Linked DNA regions of Homo sapiens: regions 1 and 2 are each linked to region 3. The links are chromatin loops, found by intact Hi-C in ENCODE. Cell type or tissue: heart right ventricle. All regions are shown on one strand.

Evidence for each region. Hi-C counts contacts between places; a loop is a spot of excess contacts. Peaks named below come from ENCODE experiments on the same cell type or tissue, not always from the same donor. Only the 100,000 strongest peaks of a DNase experiment are listed, where the experiment ranks them.
Region 1: a loop joins it to region 3, with 2.1 times the contacts of the local background. A loop is called at or near these places in 4 of 110 quality-filtered maps.
Region 2: it touches region 3 in a loop (4-fold over the local background); 12 of 110 quality-filtered maps call a loop at or near these places.

Annotation. Positions count from the first base shown.
Region 1 is chr14:32,901,112-32,909,111 of GRCh38, forward strand. No RefSeq gene overlaps it. Among named protein-coding and RNA genes, the nearest start is that of NPAS3, 34 kb to the right of the region's middle. In heart right ventricle, no CTCF peak of the experiment used is centred here; no DNase peak of the experiment used is centred here.
Region 2 is chr14:33,429,173-33,437,172 of GRCh38, forward strand. The region is part of intron 4 of NPAS3 (neuronal PAS domain protein 3); the gene reads left to right. Among named protein-coding and RNA genes, the nearest start is that of SNORA89, 280 kb to the right of the region's middle. In heart right ventricle, a CTCF peak has its summit at 3,448 (motif pointing left); no DNase peak of the experiment used is centred here.
Region 3 is chr14:32,707,732-32,715,731 of GRCh38, forward strand. The region is part of intron 9 of AKAP6 (A-kinase anchoring protein 6); the gene reads left to right. Among named protein-coding and RNA genes, the nearest start is that of NPAS3, 230 kb to the right of the region's middle. In heart right ventricle, a CTCF peak has its summit at 3,537; a DNase peak (open chromatin) is centred at 1,550; H3K27ac peaks cover 2,983 bases.

The sequences.
Region 1 (8,000 bases), 190 kb after region 3:
TCATGAAATGGACAGAATTCAACTGTCCTCGTTCTCTGCATGCAGACAGGATATTTATGGGAAAGTATCTAAAAAAAATAGCTTCCATTCTCATTGGAGAGGTCTGGGGTAAAGCTGCTGTAATCAAGCTTGCTTGTTAAATGCCCTCAATTTTTCAGAAGCAATTTTCTGTATCTTTTACTAAGTTTTTTTTTTTTTTCCCAGAGATATACTTTGTAACTCAATCAATGTTTACTAGCATTCTTTCGCGGCTTGGAACTTGCTTCTAACATCATTTAGTAGCTTGTAACTTGCTTCTAGATCAAATAATCTGTTAACATCATTAGAATAATTCCAAGGAGACTAGCCTGCAAAAGAGGCCATTGGTCTCTAGACGAATGTCCTTTAGACTGGAAAGTATTCTCTTCCTTCCCAGTACATCCCTTAGCTGAACACCACACATGCCCACACCGGGATGCCAGTCTGCATGTTATCGTCGTCTACTTCAACCCTTCCTGGTCCATACCTCCTATGTTACTACGTTCCTATCAGTAAGCAAATTCCAAAGATCTTAATCACCTTCAGGTAGAGCTTTGGGCTTCCTCTAGCTCTGATCAGTGTGGCACTGAAGCCAACAAGCAACATAAGACAAAGCAAAGTGAAGAAGCTGCCACCCCAGGAGAAGAGTTTCCCCTTCTTCTCCATTAAGTTGCCAAGGTGTTTCCTTTGCTGGGACCTGCCCAAATCTCCAGGCCCTAGACCATTTCCCCAAACTACAGCCCATGCCTCTGCAGACTGTTCCTTGTGTCCTACTCTGTTCTCTGGCCAGGTACGGTGGGAGGCCAAGGCGGGTAAATCACGAGGTCAGGAGTTTAAGATCAGCCTGATGAAACCCCGTCTCTACTAAAAACTACAAAAATTTGCCAGGCATGGTGGCAGGCTCCTGTAATCCCAGCAACTCTGGAGGCTGAGGTGGGAGAATTGCTTGAACCCAGGTGGCGGAGGCTGCAGTGAGCCGCGAGAATCGCTTGAACCAGGGTGGTGGAGGTTGCAGCGAGCCGAGATGGCACTACTGCACTCCAGCCTGGGTGACAGAGTGAGACTCTGTCTCCAAAAAAAAAAAAGTCTTTTCTTACTCCATCTAAATTTCACTTTTTATTAATACTTTTCATGAAGTGTGATTTACACATATAATACAATTCACTCACTCGAGGTATATAATTTAATACATTTTCATAATTATATGTAGTCATGAAACCACCTCCCCAATCAAGAGATGGAACAATCCCATTCCTTTAAAATGTTCCCTTGTGCCTCTTTATGGTGGATGCCTTCTCCTGACTCCCAGATCCAAGTAACCAGTGACCTGCTTTCTCTCACTGTAATTTTGACCTTCCCAGAATTTCATATAGGACTCATACTTTATGTACTCTATTGTGTTTGGATTATTTTACTTAGCCTGCTTTTTTTAGATTCATCAGTATAGTTGTTTCTCTTGTTTTTTGCTCAGTATATATCACAATATATTTATCTATTGACTCGCTGACAAGAGTCATGTTGATTTTGCTCCACATATTCCATTTCCTCCGACACTGGTTTGAAAGTGAATTCCTTGAGTTTCAAAATGTCTGATCCCAAAACTGAGCTAATTAAACACATCTGTATTGAAATGTAACAGAAAACATCCAGAGAAGCGGAAGGATCCATGGGGTCCTCAAAAAGGAAGGATATTTTCTTGTACTGATGCTCTTTGGGAGATTAATTATTCACGTGTGGGAAATTCATGCCACATTGGAGAGGTGTAGTTTATTCAACATTGGAAAGAACAAAGGCACAGCATGGTCGTTTGTCTCCTCTGCGGTCTCCCTTGATTCTGGTATCTTTTAAAGGTAAACTTAATTTTTCCCTCCTACCTTATCTGCCAGCGTTCCTGAGCCTTGTATCTAGTAGAAGTCTGTTTCTCCTAACGGCCACTTAGATTACAGGTAAAATGTAGTCAGGAATTTCTGCAGTTATTTAAATATGTAAGTCCCACTACAGTTCCTTCACATACGCCCTTGAGTGTTTAGTTTGTTTTCTATCTACCTCAATGCTGACATTTAAAAATCTGATGATCAATTATTTGAAAAGAATTCTTGTTTGAACTTACAGGTCACTTTGTTTAAAAAAAAACTACTCGATCTGAGTTGCTATAGTCATGACGTCTGCAGTGGTTTTCAAGTTGTAGTATGCATAAAATCACCAGAAGTAGCTTGTCAAATGTGAGGGCCCTGAGCCTCACCTTTACAGATTCTGATGAGATATAAGGGTTATAGCATAAGAATATGCATTTTGTAAGCACCACAGGTAATCCGAAGTGACTGATATATAGTTTTCACATTAAGAAGCCCTCAAATGCTAAAGATTTGATACAAAACGCTGGTAAAACTTATTATTTGGCCAGCTACATACATTAGTAAGGACTTTTTCACTTGAAAGTGACAGGTATCCAAATCAAACTGGTTTAAACAAAAACGGACATATATTGACTCATATAACTGGAAAGTATGGGGGTAGAACTGGCTTCAATAAAATATAACCATCTGCTAGCTTTTGGAGGATGTCATCAGGTCTTGATTTCTCTGTCCATCTTCTGGATTTGTTTTCCTCTATGTTGCTTCTTTTAGGCAGACTCCAAGAGGTGGCAAGACAGCCACCAGTGGTTCTATGTTTTTATAACATCTTCTCAGGACTTCATTGGAAAGACAACACTCCTACTACTGAGTTCCCATTGGACTAAATTGTATCACACCCCAATCCCAAAGACAATTTCCACGGCCAGTGGGTAGAATGCTCTGAATGGCCAGGCCAGAGTCAAACTCCTCCTCCTCCAGCCCCCAGATGAGTGAGTATGTATGTAAGTGTGTGTGAGCATATGTTTGTGTGGTTTGGGAGGTGTGGGGAATGGATGGTTCCAATGAATTGGAACACATCCCATGAATTGACTATGGAGTAGGGGTGATTCCACCCTCCTAACAAAAAAGTCAATATGTTGGCCATGGAAAACAGCCCAAGTCTACTACATTACACATTTCACATAAATAAATGTTAGTAAATTACTGTTTCCCTCCAACTAGCTATTCATGGACAATCTTAGATTTCTACCTCCTAGTGACAGAGCAGTAAAGTAACTTGTTCTATATATGGCTTAGGCATACATGCTTAATAAATACATTTTAATCTTGATAATTAGCATTGTTATGACCAAGTAGCTTTTGGAGAGCTTAGCTATTCAAGAATGGATGGAGGACCCCAAACAAAACTGTTTCTGAGAATTAGAGCCTGTTGGATGGTTAGGATTACATTTTGTTGACTTGCGCTTTGAAATTCATGACTTAAACTGACACCACTAGCTGTGATGATGGAGTGATGAATTATCTTTAAGAAAAAAATATCTGCTAAAACCTCATCAATGAGAGGTAAGAGATAAAGGAGGAGGAATTAAAAAAAAATGAATAGCAGAAATAATTGATAGAACCCAAGTAAAGGAGATGACGTCTAAAAGCTGTGTGTACTAATTAAGCCATGACTATGAAAGTGAGATGATTCTGTGTACATAAATGTGGGCAGGTAAGAGGAGGGGGTGATGGAAATGAGAAATCAAAACCTTGCTTTCCATTAGAAAGACCAGACCTGGTATTCCTATAGGCACGAGACCTACAAATGTAAATCGGTTTTATCAGTAACATTACCGTGTGGAATAACTTCATAAAGTCTCATCTAGGAAGACGTTTAACCAATTTATGCTGCAAGTTGTGAAAATTTGTGTGAAAAATCAGACCTTGGCTGTGACCTTGAAGAGTAGGATATAAATAACTCCTACAAGCTTAGCGTTCCAATAATGGAACACTAAACATAAATGGCTTAAGGCTAGGGTGAGCAGTACAGGAGAAAAAAACCTAAACAGTTGTGTTAAAGACTGGCAGGAGATAGAGAGCTAATGACTCTTGATGTCAGTTTTCTATTATTCCAAACCAAATGTGTCTCCTTTGTGAATTATTTCTAAGCAATGACAATTCAAGGTTCGGTTGAATATTGAACATGTGGGGCCCTCTTCCAGGCCTGCAGGCTGATATAGGTTTCACAGGACCAGTGTATATATATGGCTTGTGACTCAGCAGATTCAGGAAGTAGTAACAGACAGTTTTTTGCTTATAACTCATTACCAATGCCTCTGATGACCTAAAATTTTAAACCAAAATGTCTAAAAGTGACGATCTTCAGCTCAGAATAAATAGGACTCAAAATAACTTGATTTCTTGGTTCAAAATTTGAAAGTTCAAGATATATGGTTAAAATTTGGTGGTGATATTCAAAAAAATTTTCCCAGGGGAATGTATTATTCTGTCAGGATTGCATGTGTTTAAAAAATACACAGTATTTTTAAAAATTGTATAATTATATATAAATGTATATTTAAAAAGTTTCCCCAGTGGATACTACATGGTATTATTGTGGATACTTATGTTTTGTTTCTTGGTACTTTTTCTTAGATGAATTGACCATGTATCCCATTTGGAAAAAGCAAGTTCAGTAAAACTATAGTAAATTAGACACCAAGAAAAAGACAAAAGACACGAATGTGACTCTAAGTGATGTTAAGGTCTAGATACAGGATGACATCAGCATGTTGGCAAGAAAGGGAGATACGCAGCAAGGCGAGACTGTCTGATGTCCTGCCTGGGGTGGAACAAATGAAGGCAAATACAAAGCTACAGCAATAAATACAACTGTCTAAAACGTGCCCATCATGGTTATTAGTACATTTATTTTCTGATGCAGAGGGGCCTATTTAATATACACAATTCATATTTCACCTTTCTCTTTTTCCTCTTACGCTTTCGTCTGTGTCAGCCCTGCTCTTGCTCTGACCTTCCACCCATTCCAGGAGGATTCATCTGACACTTGTGTTCTGTAAAAACCTCCTCTCTTTCAGGGCTCCTTTCTCCTCTACTTAACTGAAAGTTAGCTTTTACTTGACCATGAAACCTTCCTTATTACTCGCTCAATGGCTTCATTTACAGATAATGGGTTTTGGGTTTCTCCAAGATAGCAGGTCTGCAACAAGGGCTTGCATTCTGATAGGATATTTTAGGAAGCAATCCAGAGCACAGGGTGGGGAATTGGAATAGTGACTCAGGTAGGAGGGAAAGCCAATACAAAGATGTGTTATCAAACTGATCACTGTGATGGACAGCTGAAGTGCAATCCATCTAGGATGCTCTGAGGAACCTTAAAGAAACCATCTCCATTGTTTGCCTAAGGGATGGAAGAGGGGAGTGCTTATCCACCAGCTAAGTGTTGGTCAAGTGTTGTTCCAATCAGTCTTAACTCCTGGTTTTTAGATCACCCATAAGTGAGTGCCACATCAGTGCATCAACAGAAAAGCTCTGGAACAGAAGACAAGAGCTGAGTGGTGTAGTTGAGCTGAGATGCTGTCTGCTTACACTTATTTGAAGCTGGTTGCTGCAGCAATTCCTGCAGTAAGCAGTGGCTCGAGAGGATATGAAGAGAGGCACATGAAGTGTCCTATACAAAAGGCAACTGATCCCCTGTAACAATTGTTACCCAGTCAACAATCGTCTTCTGGAATCCATGACAGCTCCCTAAACCACTCTCTCCCTCACCTCAGCTTCCAAGATGCTGCTCCAACTTCCTCAATTATGGTGGCACTAAAGCCTCCACCTTTCTCTATAACCTGGGCTCTGTCACTATTTTTTATGGCTTCAGTACACACAGTGATGACCATGTAACTCACTGGCATCACAATTTCTCATCTTCTTAGTCATCTACCAACTTCAGTGACTCTCGGCACAGCCATACCTGTGGTAACAGAATCACCCAGGGCTTCTGTACTTATGAAGCTTGAACACAGGAATTTATTCTTTTTTTTTTTTTTTTTTTTTTGAGAAGGAGTCTTGCCCTGTCGCCCAGGCTGGAGTGCAGTGGCGTGATCTTGGCTCACTGCAAGCTCCACCTCCCAGGTTCACGCCATTCTCCTGCCTCAGCCTCCCGAGTAGCTGGGACTACAGGCTCCCGCCACCACGCCTGGCTAATTTTTTGTATTTTTAATAGATACGGGGTTTCACCGTGTTAGCCAGGATGGTCTCAATCTCCTGACCTCATGATCTGCCCGCCTCGGCCTCCCAAAGTGCTGGGATTAAAGGCGTGAGCCACTGCGCCCGGCCCCGAACACAGGAATTTATAGTGATTATTTTGGTACACAACATTTTCCTTCCTTGTCCCCTCTACTCTTCTCCTTGTTCTGTTGTGCCCTCTGGTGCTTCCCTTCTTCCCAGCCCACGTCCTAGCAACTCTGTTTTGATTTGCTTTCATACCTAGCTTGGACTTCTTGAAATGAACAACCATGTCAATAATATATAGATATTACCTTAAAATCCTACACCACTTTTTCCTACTGTCTGCACTCTTAGTTCTGTGTCCTTGGTTATTATCAAGATGCTGGGGGAAATTCTCAAAACCATGATACCACACTCAGCTACAAATTCACACTCTTTCATCTCTGCTTACACACCAATCTTATTTATGTGTTTTTGAATCCCTGTACTAGTGGATTCCTTGCTTGCCTTTTCTGCATTCCCTAAACTTCAACCCGTAATCTTATGTACTCATTCTCAGTAGAAGCCCTTTATTTCTACTTCACTGAAAAAAAAAGCAACATTATGACATAAGCCACCTCAACTTCTCTTATTTTCATCTCAAACTTTGTAGCCTTACCCAGACTCTCTTTGCGTCTGTCTCTGAGGGAAAATGAGCTTATTTCTCGTGGGGCAAATTCTAACCTTCAAGGCTGTGATATCAAATGAAATGCAACAGGTCTAATATGAGCTTGTTATTCAACTATCTCTGTCGGCACGTTCACAGTCCTCTACGCTTTAAATGGCATTTCTCTTGGATGTGTCACCATCACGCTACACCAATCCATGGCCCCCCACAACGCATCCGTGTATGGAAACAAATCATATTTTCCCTTCTGTGCCCTCCTGGAGGAGTCCTTTCATGCCCACCTGAATCAGAGCCCTGGCCTCCTTGCTGGTCTTCGAGATGCCGTCACATTCATTACCTCATATCATGTCTTTCATCAATCACTATGGCAGTGTTCAAGGATGCAACCTTATATAGTGTTCAGGACCTCTGTAATCCAGCTCCCCACACACCACATGCGCCTTGCACGTCTCCATCGAGTAGGAGGAGTATGTTTCTTAGCACATGCTGTATCCATTACTTGGAACATTTCCGCCCTTCCTTTGGATCATCCACATTCTACTCATTCTCCACAAATTACATCAGTTTGTGTTCATCCTTCCCTTCTCCACATGTAGATCATATATGTAGTCTGGAGTATATTAGACTATGCACTATTTTTATGATTCATTAATTCTTTGTTTTTGTGGCTTCTCTTTAATGAGGGAGTCTGCTCCTTAGGAGCAGAGACTTATCTTATGTATCTTTTATAGTCCCTACAATGGTGGCCACTTATTAAGCACTTACTATGAATATCCTTTGACTTCATTTCAATGAGTCAGAGCTTTCTGTTTGAAAGAGGAACCTACACATGTGCAGCTGAATCTCAAATAGTATAAACCAGCACTTTGGAATTCATAATTGGAATGAATTGGCATGATGAAGATTATCTTCTTATTTTTCACTGAATGTTGGTTGTGAATGACCGAGCTTGTGTGAGTCTTGGACCGTGGGGCTCATTCCTAAATTTACAGTCCCAGCTAAGCACAGTGCCTAAGTGTTCATTCAAAACTATGTCGATGATAAAATATCACAAATATAGCCTGTGTCTACACATCATAAATGCTCGAATTAAAACATGACAATATAACTATCTAAAAACATAAGATCTGACTTTTTAAAAAGTTTATAGAGCTGTTTGACAGCAATAATTTTGAAATTTGATTTAAATATTTGGATTTTTTATTAACAAGATAAAACAAGAATTTTACGGCTCG
Region 2 (8,000 bases), 720 kb after region 3:
TGTTAAAAGATGTCACACTTTGGTATTAGTCAAAAGAACCAGCATATGTAAAATACATAATAATGTTTCCAGGTTCCAGCAAGCTCATGTCCTTCCCAGGCGAATGTAGCTGGTTACGGGTTGAGTCAAAACCCACATATTGTCACTTAAATCCAGGATGGTGGTGGTGTTTAACCCTATGCTATCTCTTGGATCTTCAGGAAGTTTAGATCAACTGTTTAGGGACTTGTACTGTAGAGACCAAGCCCAACGACCTAGTTTTCTACACGCAAATTAGTTTTATTCAATTCTGCAACCATACCCAACATCATCTTCTTAGCCATCTATCTTACAGTTGATGCTGTTGATTAAAACAGAGCACAGCATGTACTGAGGTGTCACCATTAATGAAAAAGCAATTTACAAGGTACTTCCTTTTGACCATGAGTGAGTAATGTCATCCTTATATGAGAAGAACAGTATACTGATTTTAGGGTAAGTTGTGAAGTTTCCCAGAAGCACCATATTTATGGATGTATTTGGATCTCTGCCTATGAGGATGAGCAATGAGGAAGTTCAAAAGAATGAGCTTTAAGAAACAGAACTAAAAAGGTACATTTTGAAAGTTGGATGTTATGATGATATGTGCTGCCTGGCTCTCCACTGCTTCAAAGAATTTGTTCTAAATTGTTTCTGTTTTCCATGTTTCTATGTAGAAAATTGCAAAGCTAAAATTTCTTCCCTATTGCAGATGCCCTTGGGGACTAAATCAAGAGTCTGAGGGCAGAGTGAAGCTCAGGATTCTCTGCAGATAAATGGCTCATCTGGTCAGCTCAATAGGGATGTGACCCCTTCATCATTTAGATACAAGGGGGTGTTGTTAGTGTCATTTATGGAGCTGTTGGTCTAGAAAATCAAAGCGTAATCTGGCTTGGTATTTTAAAAACCTCAGGAAAACGAGGCTTGATGAGGATTGTAAAATAAAAGGTGCTTGTTGTTGCTCTTGCAAGCACTTAGATCAACCCAGGGTCAAAATCCAGTGGTATAGGACAAAGAGCAGACCCAGTTTCCTGCCTCTATTTCTTCCCCTTCCCCTCCCCCATTCTTCTTTTCCTCCGCCTTCCCTTCAGTTCTTCTTTCCTTCATTTTTCTCTAGGAAAGCAAAGAGTAAAATATTTTCCTAGGAGTAGAGAATAAACTGGTAGGTTATAGTTGTCTTTGACTTGTTAACGATCACACTGGCTCTCCTTGGGTCTTTGGGTCATTTATCATGTGGTCCTCGTCTAGGATTTGATCAGATTCTTAGAGCATGGGTGGCCTAGCAGAGTACATGTTATGGCTCGAGTTCTAATAGGATTTTTCCTTCTCCCCTCTCCCAACTACACTCCCACTCCCGGGGTGTCTGCACTGTGACAAGACAACTGTTCCTCACCCAGCAGTTTGAAAGCACTGATTTTGCTGACACTTTGATATTATTCTAGAGACATAAGCCAGGCAACAGAACTGGCATCAGATCTCCTCAGACACTAACGTGAGTGCCCAGGGAAGGTTGTAGATGCACATTTGATTTCCACATCTATCTTCTCCCTGCAAATTAAATTATTAATTTTCCCGCATGTCTTCTTGTTTAATGAGAGGAGTGGTGGCCTTTATCTGTGCACGTGTGCAAACAAAACATCACAGCAGGGGCTCCTGAACTGCCCAGAGAAGCTGAGGGGTTTAAGCAGTCAGATGCAACTGTCTTGGTACAGTCAGTGTCATTTGCCAAAGTCTGTCTGGCTGTTGGCATCATAAACATGGAAGCATGCAGACTCCAGTGCATATCCTCACATACATATCCGAAGATGAAAGCTCCTTTTACAAATACAAAGGAAAGATCAAAAGAGGAAAAATAATGGCATTTAAAATGCACGTGGGAAATGCAAAATTATATAATGTGATTGTTTTTCTGGGTTCCATTAGAGTGGTGCTATTTTCTGAGATGATACCGTGTTGGTTGATTACTTTTCCATGTTTGAGATAATAAGTACTCACATCAACATGATTTTTGATTTGTTACTATACAAGTTCTACCACATCTGGCTTTTCCAGCCTCTCATGTTAACATCTCACTAGTTAAATACATGTATTAACTTTTCCTGGTCTTTAGTGTCACTGAATACCAGGAGGTAGCTCTGATTTGGCAAAAGGTCTACATGTATTCATATAAGTTGTTTATTATAAGAATTACTTAAACATAAAAAATTTATATATTGCTTTTGTTCACTTAAAGGCCATTAAACATTCTTTGTTTTATTTCATGCTATTTGAATATTGGAATTGCTGTCGATTCTAGAACAATGTGATTCATGTATCCTGATTCTAGAGTGTTGACTTTATGGCTGCATGACATAGAACAAAATCCATCTTAGTGATTATGAAGGATTTTAGATTGCTATTTTAAATATTTGTTATCTCTCGCCTTTGTTTTATAAATGTCAATATCTTCTTTAGGGATCTAGAGTTCACCTTTTCTCATCAAGTGAAATGATGTATCCATTTATTAAAATTGAATGTGAACTGTAAGGTTGACCTGAATGAAGAGTCAATTTTGATGATTCTTTTTTTATATTTTAGAAGCTGTTGAGAACTCCCAAATTAAGAACATGATAATCTCTGTGGGTCCCCTCTCCTAACCCCACCTATTACTTACTCTATTAAAAAAATATGATTTTCTGAATTGTTACACAGCCTAGCCTTCCCATTTTTCAAAAATGATGTCACTCAGAAGTCCATGTGAAAGGTATTAGTCTGATCAACTATAGCATTTTTAGTATTACTCATATATAATATGGCATATAATGTGTCATATCATTTTATGTTTGAGAATACATAGTTATTTCTTAAAAACATTAATAGAAATGAGAATCAGTATATAAAGAGAAAAGTACTTTTCTTGTATAGGTACATCTAAATCATTTATAAAGGAAAAAATTCCACAGAGCTCTCACCACCCCTCCACTGGGCAGAAGGGAGCAATCTTTCATTGTCAACTGTAGTTTCTAATAAAAGGAGCGAGTTTGTACAGTCATTGCTTAACAATATATTCCTTTGGGAAAAAATTGGTTTCCCTTTAGTAAAATGTTCCTGTGCATTTGGTTTGTGTTGCTATGTAAGTGTAATTAAATGCACATCTATTTACACAGCTTGTGAGGACTTATTAGTTGGTTTTGCTTGCATTTCATAAGAATATCTGGCCTTAATCACTTTATATTTTCATAGGACAAGTATTATGAAAATCTCATTCACTTGTAAATACATGAAATTACAATCTCTAGGAAAATGGTTTGTAAAACCATTGGCTGGTTTGGAATAAATCTTTGCTAAACCTCAATATAATTTATTAAAAGTACCATGTTGACTCCACTTTGAACAGTGGCCTCATTTCTCATGTTCTGTTTCAAAGGAGCCCTCTGCTGGACAGCTCTGTGTGATATCACATGCACGCATATATTTATATATGATTTATAGGCTATAGTTAATATAACCCAAAAGCCATTTATGATTGAAACTCTATCGTTGCAAATTGAATGCATCACTGAAACCTGTTTTGTCATCACTTTTTCATATTTAATGAACAAGCAGTTGTCTAAAAATAAAATGTTCATCCTTAAAGTTTACTGTAAATCACTGTACATCAGCATATTCCCACACATGAGATAATCGTACTAAATGAACATTCATTACCAATAATTTTAGTAATGAATTATTCAGCTGATATGCAATTATCACACACATTTCTAAAGCAATTACTTTATTACATAGGTATTCCATGTCATTGATTTTACTTGTCTATATTACATATGTAAATATAGAAATCTTTGCTTTTACCATACGTTCAAATGCAAAGGGATTTTTAATGTTTATTTGTTCAATGTCATCAAGTTGTGAGGATGTATGGTTAGTATTAACTACATTTTAAGAAACTTGCAAATGTCAGAAAATTGCTGTGATAAAATGAGGCAGGAACAAATAAACACAACCCAAAAATCGTGGACCATGAGGTTATAGAAATGGTATGTTTTTCTGAGTAGCTTGTCAGTAGGCTCATATTATTATCAATTATATTTTTAAAGCTGCTGTTATTCAAGGCAATGATAAATAACGACTTGAAATTATAGTCCCATGTACATTTAGCCTGGGAAACAAGATGGTATAGGGAAACCACACAGCATCATAAAGCAAACGCAGTCTTTGAACTTACAGAGACTGAGTCCAAATCCTGCCTTTCTGACCCTGAATTATTTAACCTCATCTCCAGAAACAGTCTCAGAAAGTTGTGGTAATGAGAAATGGCATAATGACATATGTCAAGTGGCTAGCACGTGACCAGGTAACTTTGAAATGGGCTGCTGGAATGTTCTCCATACATTTGGAGGCAACTACTTTGTTTCTCAGGGCAGACTTATATTGCTTTTCTTAGCAAGCAGCAGCCAAGATAGGGCCTTGTACTCTTGGACTTCATTTATATGTAGCACACTAAGTATTATGAAACAGAAGTCATAAGTAGTGTGATAATTGTTTTAGGCAATAGCTCATCTTTCAGACTTTGGAGTTAAGCCCTAACTCTAGGTCAAAAGCCTGAAAACAGCCTTTTCTGTAAAACAGCATAACCAATGTGAGCCATGAAAGTTTCGGTCACTGTAGACATCTTTTTAAAAATTATTTTCAAAATGAATATAAATGATTGTTTCAGAACAGTTTAATAAAACATACTAGGCCGGGCATGGTGGCTCACGCCTGTAATCCCAACACTTTAGGAGGCCGAGGTGGGCGGATCACCTGAGGTCAGGAGTTCGAGACCAGCCTGGCTAACAAGGTGAAACCCCGTCTTTACTAAAAATAACAAAAATTAGCTGGGCGTGGTGGCAGGCGCCTGTAATCCCAGTGACTCAGGAGGCTGAGGCAGCAGAACCGCTTGAACCCAGGAGGCGGAGGTTGCAGTGAGCCAAGATTGTGCCATTTTACTCCAGCCTGGGCAGCAAGAGCAAAACTCCGTCTCTAAATAAATAAATAAATAAACAAACAAACACAGTAATCAAATTTCTGTAGTTGGCCAGGTGTGGTGGCTCACACCTGTAATCCCAGCACTTTGGGAGGCCAAGGCAGGCAGATTACTTGAGCCTAGGAATTTGAGACCAGCCTGGGCAATATGGTGAGACCCCATCTCTACAAAAAATACAAACATTAGTCAGGCATGGTGGTGCACACCTGTAGGTCCAGCTGCTTGGGAGGCTGAGGTGGGAGGATCACTTGAACCCAGGAAGTGGAGGTTGCAGTGAGCCGAGATCACACCACTGCACCCCAGCCTGGGTGACAGCAAGACCCCATCTCAAAAAAAAAAAAATCCATAGTTAACAATGAAATAGAATGACAAATGGCATAGACTGAGAAAGTATTGTCAAGTCACTCCTCATTTGTTCTGTCTTTGTTATTCACCCATTAAAATTCACACTGCAGGAAGTTGATTCTTTCTTTTGAACACTGTTTTTAAAAAATGCTACATAAAGCTTTGTGTTAGCTTATATATGAGTTTTTAACAGAAATATAAACAAGTATCAAGAATATAGTACGAGTTGAATAAATTTTGTTTAAATAAATAAAAATTGAATGAACGGATCATTCACTCTTCTAGCAGAAGACTTTAAAATATTCTTCAGTAGATGATGCACCAAGCTAGACTTGCACTGGGAGGAAAATTGTCAATACAGAGCTATAGGGCCAAAGAGTTCAGTAATTTTGAGGGGGGTGTGGTTGGGAGATGGGAACCTATACACATAGCAGCAGCAGAAATGTTTTCAAGGTCAAAAATATTGGGAGGGAATAGACTCACCTGCAGATTGGAGATGTTTAATTCAGTGATCTTAGTCTCTCAGACTTCTGCAAAAGTTATGCGTCCAATGTGAACAGAAACACATTGTTTCTACTCATCAAACACATCAAACACATCTACAAAACATTTGTCCAGTGTGAAATCCATCAGTCATAACCCATCAGCCATCATTAAGTGGATCAGGTGGAAAATTTAGAGAGAAAGAGAATAGATCAAAGGGCAAAACCTGGTCAAATAAGATTGGCTAAAAAGTTTTAGGTTTGATGAGCTTAGCTAGCCTTAAATTGAATATTTGGGATATTTTAATAAAATTTTTGTAAATGTCTTTTAAAAATAAAATCATGTTGCTGTCATTTTGGTTTTCTATTTTGCAAGTGTTCTGGGATCATCCTGTACATAAAACCCAAGTTAAGAGTTCATAATTTTATGAAGTCCTATCTTTGATATTTCTCTTTCAGATAATACATTAATTTTTAACACATTTGGATAATTTCCTGCCTAAATATGTTGAATATAATAGAATTCTGGATTTATGTCACAGAGAATACTTGATTTTTTTTAACCATTCATGTTAAATGATGATCAGATATTGGCTAATACAGAGCCCATAGGCTTCCAAGTTCTAGGCAATGGCTTAGGCCCTGGGACTACATAAATTAGATTTCTTTACCCAAGGGTGGAGACAGACAAATGTATATAATTAAACCAAACATGCTAAATCCTATCTGCCCCCCTATGTCCTGTCCCTTTCGATGTACATAGTGTTATAATGGCTAATGAGTATGATGTTATATTTACCAGTGCCATGATCATCTTCATCATCATCATCCATTTATATTAACAGTGTACACAGAACAAGTGCTGTTCTACCTTCTTGATTTTATACAGAGCAGTGTCCCTTGAGGCCTCGCAGACATCACAGGTTGTCCTAATAAAGGGCCACTGTGTCTGTGAGAAACTGCTGGTGCCCTAGAACAGTAATTCTGCAGCCGATCCAGCCAGCCATAAAAGAGGAGTCAGGCACATTTCTAAGAACCAAATATCCTTTGACTCATTTCTTTGCAGTTACACAAATGTCAGTATGCCTGAAGTTGAGTCATCTTAGTCATAGAAGGGGAGTGGTGGAAAGAAAGCATGAAGAATGGGTGATTTCGAGAGGTGACTCCTTTCTCGTGCATGTAAGTTTACCGTCATGCCAGCAAGTCCTCCGCTGACCAGTAGATGCATGCAAATGTTATCTCTAAGTAAGACAAATTAAACATAGACATGTGCTTCAAGAAGGGCTTCAATAGATACATGGATTTTTAAAAATTTATAATAGCTAATTAAGGGGATCAAGGGGCAAGTGTGGTATATTTCAACACACCTTTAAACCTTTTGACGTTAATATTTTGGACATATTAACTGCTTATTTCAATGACTGTGGCATGTACACATCAGTGTGCTAGATAGCGGAAACACTAAACCACAAAAAGTTCCTTCCTGAAAAGTCTCCCCAAATCTGTTGTCTTTATCTTGTTTCATTGTGTCTAAGATCCTGGAAATGAAACTGCTGTTTTTATAAAGCAGCATTTCAAATATTGTCTACCATTCTGTATCTGTGTTCCTCAAAGGTCAGTGCATGTATTTAAATTTCTCCCACATATTCAAGCATTGCTGTGTATTTTCATCCAATTTACAACCTATTTCTTCAGTGTGAACAATTAATTTTCCTGAATAAATATGTATATTTGGTTCGGATACCCTTGAGGCTCTTGGGGCACAATTCAGATGCATACATGGAAACTGTTCAACTAACTTGCAACTAGTTAGAAATCTGAGAAACCAAGGACATTGACTTTTTTAATTAGGAAAAACAACAACTCTTCCTTATTGAAATTCTAGCTGTTGTGCCTTAATTTCCTATTCTGATGTTTTCATTTTGAGGCTAGTTAGTTCTGGCCCACACTACCCCTACAATTTTGCTTACTTTTGGGCTTTTGAAAAACGTGTAAAATCATCCAATGAGAAGTAAAAACACATATGGAGTAACAGCCTCTAGTGGTGACCACAAGTCTGTGAGCCTAGAGGCTGCAGTCCATGACATGCACGAAGGCAGCGCAGGAGTTAGGTGATTGATATTTGTTGTTGTTGTTATTTTATTTCTATC
Region 3 (8,000 bases):
AATTCATTACTTTTTCAACAAAACAGTCTATTTTTATGCTGTGATAATTGAATGTAAAACTTTATGTTCTTTTATATATAAAACAAAAATTTCTCTCCTGGCAAAACCAAAGTGCAGTAAAGACAGTTCCTAATACCAAGAGTACTCAGGCTTGGCCAGGTTGATATCAGGGAGAAAGAGAAAGTAGTAGGGAAAGAATAAGGCAGAGAGGAAGGGAAGGACAAAGACACCCATGTCTGAGACATAAATGGTACAGAAATCCACAACTAATCACCATAATTCTATGGCTAGTCTCCAGCCTCTCAAACCATAGTATTCTCTGGTGTATTCTTGAATATTTAGATACATACGGGTATGATTATTTATACATGTGAAGGTAACATGTGCTGTGCAAATGTGAAACCTAAAAATCAGACAATAGATGTAGGTGAATATCAACAGTAATTAGAAATGGTAGGTATAGAAGCACAATTTGTACTTGTACCATAGTTGGCAGGAGAGTTTATTGACATATTCATTGCAGAAAATTAGATACGACTTCAGATGAGTGTGTGCTTCCGAAAATGTCGTCAGTAAGGGAGTGAGGAAAACAAGAAGGGACTTAGACTTGGGCTGGCTCTTTAGTCCAAGTTTATGATGAGAGGGAGAGACATGTGCACATGTGAGAGAAAGAGAGAGAGAGAGAATGAGCAAGAGAGAGAAAGAGAGAGAGTAAAAGAGTGACTTATCTTCCCAAAGCCGTAGCTAGCTAATTCAGAATATGGAAATTTAAAAATTAAATGTCACTGCTCTAATACCAGGAGAGGGCTGAAACACTTTTGAAACTTTCTCCCACATTTTCATTTTTAAAAAGTATTATACTATTCATAATTTTAAGAAATAATCATATATGGCCATTAGTCATTTTTTTTTACTTAGTGATTAATTGTGAACTTTAATGATTTTAAACAATTAAGAAAATGTTACAAGATGCATCATTTCAAATTAGCATCTGACAGATTTGTAATCACTTCACTTCTTGGCCCTCTTTGTGTCCACCTTGACATCCTTTTGGGTTTACTGTTTTCCCACTGAACTTTGTCCTTCCTCCTTAGCTTTCCTCAGCTGACATGCTGCAGTTTGAAAATATGCATGATAAACATTCCTGTCTGTATGATTTTTCCCTCCTCTTCCTCACTCTCATCTGCCTGGTGGTACTAAAGACCCATTCTGTGAAGTAATGTCTTATAAACCAGGAGCCAAAATCCTCATGTTAACTTAAGTATAAATGAGTCTCTAGGGTTAAGCTAATTGAAATATTTTCTGTAACTTGGAAATACCGCAAAAGAATTCAAATTTGGCTAGCATCTTATAATCCAAGTTTTGATGATAGTTTCACTAGGCTCCATCCGTCCAAGTTTGGGTTAGAAAAAGAAATAAAGTATGGAAACACTGTCAGAAGCCTTTTCTGTTTACAAAAAGATCCAGGGATACCATGAGTAATGCCAGAAATCTCATGTGACAGCCAGCTCTTGTGGGAGTTTTGAGCTCACCAAGTTCAGGAAATAGTTCCAGAAAGCTGATTGGAGCATTGGAGCACAACGATTTTTTTTTTTAATCTGAAGTGAATAATTGTGTTCCCCGTCTGCTGTCCACACTGCTGCTCAGAACTATACCCTGGTGGGGTGGACATCTCCCCAGTGCTAGGTAATATTTGGCACTCAGTAAATACTTTCTGATTTGAATCACCTACTTAATGATTCTTCTCCTGAATATTCCAAAGTTGATCTCTAAGAGATTTTGTACAGTTATTTAGTTCCATGGAAAGTGAGAATTTCAGTGGTGTTCCAGGACTGCAAGTACCTTGAAAAGACCTTCATTTCATTCCTTCTCTTTCAAGGATTGTTTTTATCCATTCCATATAGGAGAGAATTTGTCCTCCATTAAAGATCTTTCCAGAGGGAATTCCACAGCCTTCCATTAAAATGTTTAACTCTCCCTTTCCTGAAAGTCTTCTTATTTCTAGTGTAAATCCTCTCTGTTGGTGGTATTAATTGTCAAATCAGCCAGAATCCATGCTCTGTAACTAGCTCTTCTGTTTTCTGTATAGTCACATTTCTCAAGCTTTTGCAGTTTCAAGTTAGAAAATTTTTTGGTGCTCAAAACTGGTTGGTGAAAAAAATTTTTTTAAGTCATTTATTTCAGTTTTGTCTACACTCCATCTAACTGAAACCACTTCCATCCTCTTTTGTAGCAGAAAATATGCTAATATTGAAAGACTGCTGGTAAATCCATATATCTGAGAGGCTTTAACAAGCTCCATGGATTTCTCCATCAGGTTTTTCAACTATCTCTTATTAACAGTTAATAAAATAGTTCATGGATGGTTTGGAAGACGACTGTAGCTTTTCTGAGATGGTATGACTTACAGTATATGCCTTTAAAAAAATTTAAAAAGAAAAAGAACATGACATAAAAAATGGACCCAAAAAAAAAAAAAAACCTCTTCCATTTAGGGACAGAGCTACTTCTTCTCCCAGTGGATGCGTAATATATTATTTATGTCGGAGTGAGCATTGTGTTTTTGGCTCACATTCCATTTGGAGCATACACAATATGACAGTTTCCTTGGCTTATTGTTGTATATGTGGCTATCTATTTTTAATACATTGCTTTTGTCTCTTTTTCATGCTTGCTTACATCTGTTGTTATGAAAACTGACATAAAGTTTTTAAACATAAAAGAAGTGATGGAGAAAAAGATGTTAAGAGACACACAACATTTCAAGGGAACATGAGGTGGAGAAACAGGAGCAGAGTCACTACTGAGGGAAACCGAAAGCAGCCTCTGCAAGATAAATGGGAGGGAGGTTGAGAACAAGGGTGCGCAATCACAGACGAAAAAAAACAGCCATGGCGCTACACAAAGCGTTTCTAATGAATGAGGCTTAGTGCCTTTTCCTCCAGATCATTGAAACATTTTAGGCTTCCGTTGTTAAACGTAGGAAGTAGGGATAATAACACCTACCTTGAAAGATTGTTGTTAGGATTCTATGAAGTAATGTATATAGGGGCTTCACCTGGTCCTTGGTAAATAGTATGTGCTCAAAAGATAAAACAGAATCGGGGCTGACAACTATGACCTGCAGGTCACATGCAGCCTACCACTCATTTTTAAAAGAAAGTTTTGTTGGAACACTGCCAGGCACATTCATTTATGAAATATCTATATCTGCTTTTACGCAATGGTAGAGTTGAGTAGCATGAACAGTGACCATGTGGCCAGCATGCCTAAACTATTTACTATCTGCCTCCTTACAGAAAATGTTCGCTAATCCCTGGTATAAATAATAACTATTATGGCAACGCTTTAGGAATATCCATTATTGTACAGACTTGAATGGTTTCCCAATTCAATTTTCTATCTGCTATATTGCAGTAATATCTGTTGATTATGATCCTCTTGCCCCAGGTTCTAATTTTCCTTTTGTAACAACCCAAACTCTGTTTTGCTTGCTTTTCAGTGTAACATTAAATGATTAATTGGTTCATGTCACCACCAGGTGGCCTCCTATACTCTGTTGTGCTTCTGGTAACCAAAGAAAATCAGAAAGTGGATCCTATACATTTCTTTCAACTGTGGTTGTCACTGTGCTCACAGGCACTTCTCTGGCGGCTTGACTGCTCTGAAATTGTTCATTGAACCCTACACTTCATGTTTGGCCTTGAAACATAAATAGATTCACACGGACCTTTTTATAAAATGAATTAATGCTTTTAAATGCATACACACACACATACACCAAAATGGATTTTTAATAAAGAAGCTTGGTTGTCACTAATAGCTTCGCCATGATTCAGTCCCACTCTCATAGGTATACAGAGTTAACTGATCTTGAAGCTTCCTCAGGAAAAGACAAAGGCCAAAGAGGCTCAGATCTCTATATGTTAATTTCCCTTGAAGGGAATGGATGGACCTCATCTCAGTGCCCCAGTTTATGTTATTTTATTCTATAGATCCCCCTTTGAGCTTTCTTTGATCTTATTTTTAAGCTTCACTAAAGACCAGTGTTAGCAAAGGAAGATTGAGAAGCCATGTGATAAAGCCCTGGAGAAGGAGGCCAGATTCCCCTCGGGCAATTATTCTTATCCTCTCAGGCCTCATTTTCTTCATCTGTAAAGTGAGGGGGGTGGACTCAGTGTCTCTCAGGTCCATTCCAACTTCAGTATTTTCTCTTTGGTGAAAAAAATCAAAGATTACTTCAATTAGTAATTGACTTTGCCTATAAGCAATTGGACAAAATCAGAATTTTAAGACTTAATTTCACAGGCTAAAAGAACAAACTCATGGGTAAATATAATACAGGCATACCTAAGAGATATTGCAAGTTCAGGTCCATACCACCATAATAAGGCAAATATCATAATAAAGCAAGTCACGTGAATCTTTTGGTTTCGCAGTGCATATAAAAGTTGCGTTTACACTATACTGTAGGCTGTTAAGTGTGCAATAGCATTATGTCTAAAAATGTACTTAATTTAAAAAAATTTTATTGCAAAAAGATCCTAAAGATCATCTGAGCCTTCAGCAAGTCATAATCTTTTTGCTGGTGAAGGTCTTGCCTCAGTGTTGATGGCTACCGACTAATCTGGGTGGTGGTTGCTGAAAGTTGGGGTGGCTGCGGCAATTTCTTAAAATAAGGCAATGAAGTTTGCCACATTAATTGGCTCTTTCACAAAGGATTTCTCTGTACCATACAATGCCGTTTGATAGCATTTTACCCACAGTAGAACTTCTTTCAAAATTGGAGTTAATCCTCTCAAACCCTGCCGCTGCTTTATCAACTAAGCTTATGTAATATTCTAAATCCTTTGCTGTCATTTCAACAGTGTTCACAGCATTCTCAACAGCAGTAAATTCCATCTCAAGAAACTACTATCTTTGCTTATTCTTCAGAAGGAACACATCATTTGTTCAAGTTTTATCTTGCGATTGCAGCAACTCTGTCACATCTTCAGGCTCTACCTCCAATTCTAGTTCTCTTGCTATTTCCACCACATCTGCTATTACTTCCTCCACTGAAGTGTTGAACCCCTCAGTCATCCATAAGGGTTGGAATCAACTTCTTCCAAACTCCTGTTAATGTTGATATTTTGATCTCCTCCTATGAATTTCAAATGTTGTTAATGGCATCTAGAATGGTGAAGCCTTTTCAGAAGGTTTTCAATGGACTTTGTCCAGATCCATCAGAGGAATCACTATCTATGGCAGCTATAGCCGTACAAAATGTATTTCTTAAATAAGACAACTTGAAAGTCAAGATTACACCTTGATCCATGGGCCACAGAATGAATGTTGTGTTAATAGGCATGAAAACAGTAGTAATCTCCTTGTACATCTCCATCAGAGCTCTTGGGTGACCCAGTGCATTGTCAACGAGCAGTAATATTTTGAAAGGAATCTTTTATTCTGAGCCATAGGTCCCCACAATGGGCTTAAAATATATAGTAAACTGTGCTGTAAACAGATAAACTGTCATCCAGGCTTTGTTGTTCCACTGATAGAGCACAGGCAGAGTAGAGTTAGCATAATTCTTAAGGGCCCTAGGATTTTCAGGATAGGAAATGAGCACTGGCTTCAACTCAACGTCATCAACAGCTTTAGCCTCTCACAAGAGGGTCAGCCGTTCCTTTGAAGCTTTGAAGCTAGGCATTGACTTCTCCTCTCTAGCCATGAAAGTCCTAGATGGCATTTTTTTTTTTCCAATAGAGGGCTGTTTTGTCTACACTGAAAAATCTGTTATTTCGTGTGGCCACCTTTATCAATGATCTTAGCTAGATCTTCTGGAGAACTTGCTGCAGCTTCTCCATCAGCACTTGCTGCTTCACCTTGCACTTTTATGTTATGGAGATGGTGTCTTTCCTTAAACCTCATGAACCAACCTCTGTTAGTGTCCAACATTTCTTCTGCAGCTTCCTCACCTCTCTTAGCCTTCATAGAATTAAAATGAGTTAGGGCCTTCCTCTGAATTAGGTTTGGCTTGAGGGAATGTTGTGGCTGGTTTGATCTTCTATCTAGACCACTAAAACTTTTTCCCTATCAGCAATAAGGCTGTTTTACTTTCTTTTCATTTATGTGCTCACTGGAGTAGCACTTTTAATCTCCTTCAAGAACTTTTCTTTTGCATTCACAACTTGGCTAACTGGCACAAGAGGCCTCGTTTTCAGACTATCTCAGCTTTTTACCTGAATTGCTCACAAAGCTTAGCTATTTCTAGCTTTTCATTTAGAGTGACTCTTTCTTTCACTTGAGTACTTAGAGGCCATTGTAGGATTATTACTTGGCCGCATTTCAATATTGTTGTGTCTCAAGGAATAGGAAGGTCTGAGGAACAGAGAGAACTGCTGGTGGGTGGAGCAATGAGAACATACACAGCACTTACGGATTAAGTTCACAGTCTTATATGGGTGTGGTTTGTGGTGCCTCAAAACAATTACAATAGTAACATCAAAGATCACTGGTCACAGATCATCATAACAGATAAAATAATAATGAAAAATTTGAAATATTGACCAAATTACTAAAATGTAACGCAGAGATACAAAATGAGCACATGCTATGGAAAAATTGTGCCAATAGCCTTGCTTGACACAGGGTTGTCACAAACCTTCCATTTGTAAACATTGTAGTATCTGTAAGGCATAATAAAACCAAGTATGCCTGTATTTTTTTTAAAGTACCATAAAAAGTGTATAATTTCTAAATACTACACTGCTTTTGGTTCATTTCAGACCATAAAAACATAAATATATATTTTATGAAACTTCTTAGACACTTTCCTTTTCCTTTTACTTTTTTTCAGTGGCAGATAACTTCCATTGGATTCTCTGCAGTGTCTTTTGCTGCCTGTAATGGAAATTCAGCTTTCTCTTTGACGTCTTATTTTCCACACATTTTAATTTTTCTACCTTCTTCTTTAGGCAGAATTACCAAATGCCCCTCAGTTTTTTTCACAGCATGGAACAGATATATTCACTTACATTTCCATTGAAACTAAGTCATTTCATAATATATGAGCAACCTTTTCTTACCTTCTGCTTGTATTGTGGTACACACATTGGTAGTTTATACAGTATTTGAATTGTCACATTGGATGTCATGGCAAATATGACTAAAGACATTTAGCTGTCTATGAGGAAAGGACCTGAATAGTCCCTAAGGCATTTTGGTAAAGAACAGACTCACGTTTGAATTCGAAGTCTACACCCTGGGAGACCTAGTGACAGGCAATCACTCTAATTTCAAATTCCCTACTGGGGAGGCTTCTCTGGAGAGCTATATGGTCGAAGGCAGATTCATATTTGCTTGAGGAAAAAATGATTACAAATTTTTCTACCTTGCAAACTGTACTAATTGGCGTCAAATTCAACTAACAATTTATGAAGTTTGCATCACTTTCTGTGTGTTTAAGCACAAAGACATTTTTCACCTGAATTCTCTTATTTTATCACATATATTTTGAAAATTACATATGTCCATCTAATACATATATCAGGAATTAATGGTCTAATTATTTTACTTTTACTTAAAAGGAATAAGGAATGATGTTATCTCATTTTAGTGACTGTGAGGATGAGACAATAAGAATTCATTAGGATACTATGGTGTGCTGTGGAGAACCAAATAAAGGGAGGTTATCCTTTTCCTTAAGTAATTTATAATCTACTTAGAAAAGCAAAACGAAAAAACATGAAATAATAGCAAAGATAGCAAATTTATGTGGTATGAAAAATAAGTGCTAGTCTTCTTAGAAAGTCCTCATGGAATAAATGATATTTGAACTGAACCTTACTGGATAGAATTTAAATAACTGGAATAGAGATAGATGCATTGCAAAATAATGCATTTTAGGGGGAAAAAAACCTCAGATCTAGGAAATAGCTTGGCATGTTCCTAGGATTTTACCAAAAACAGGAAGACAAACTGGAGAAGAGGAAAATCAGTGACAAACCATATAGCTT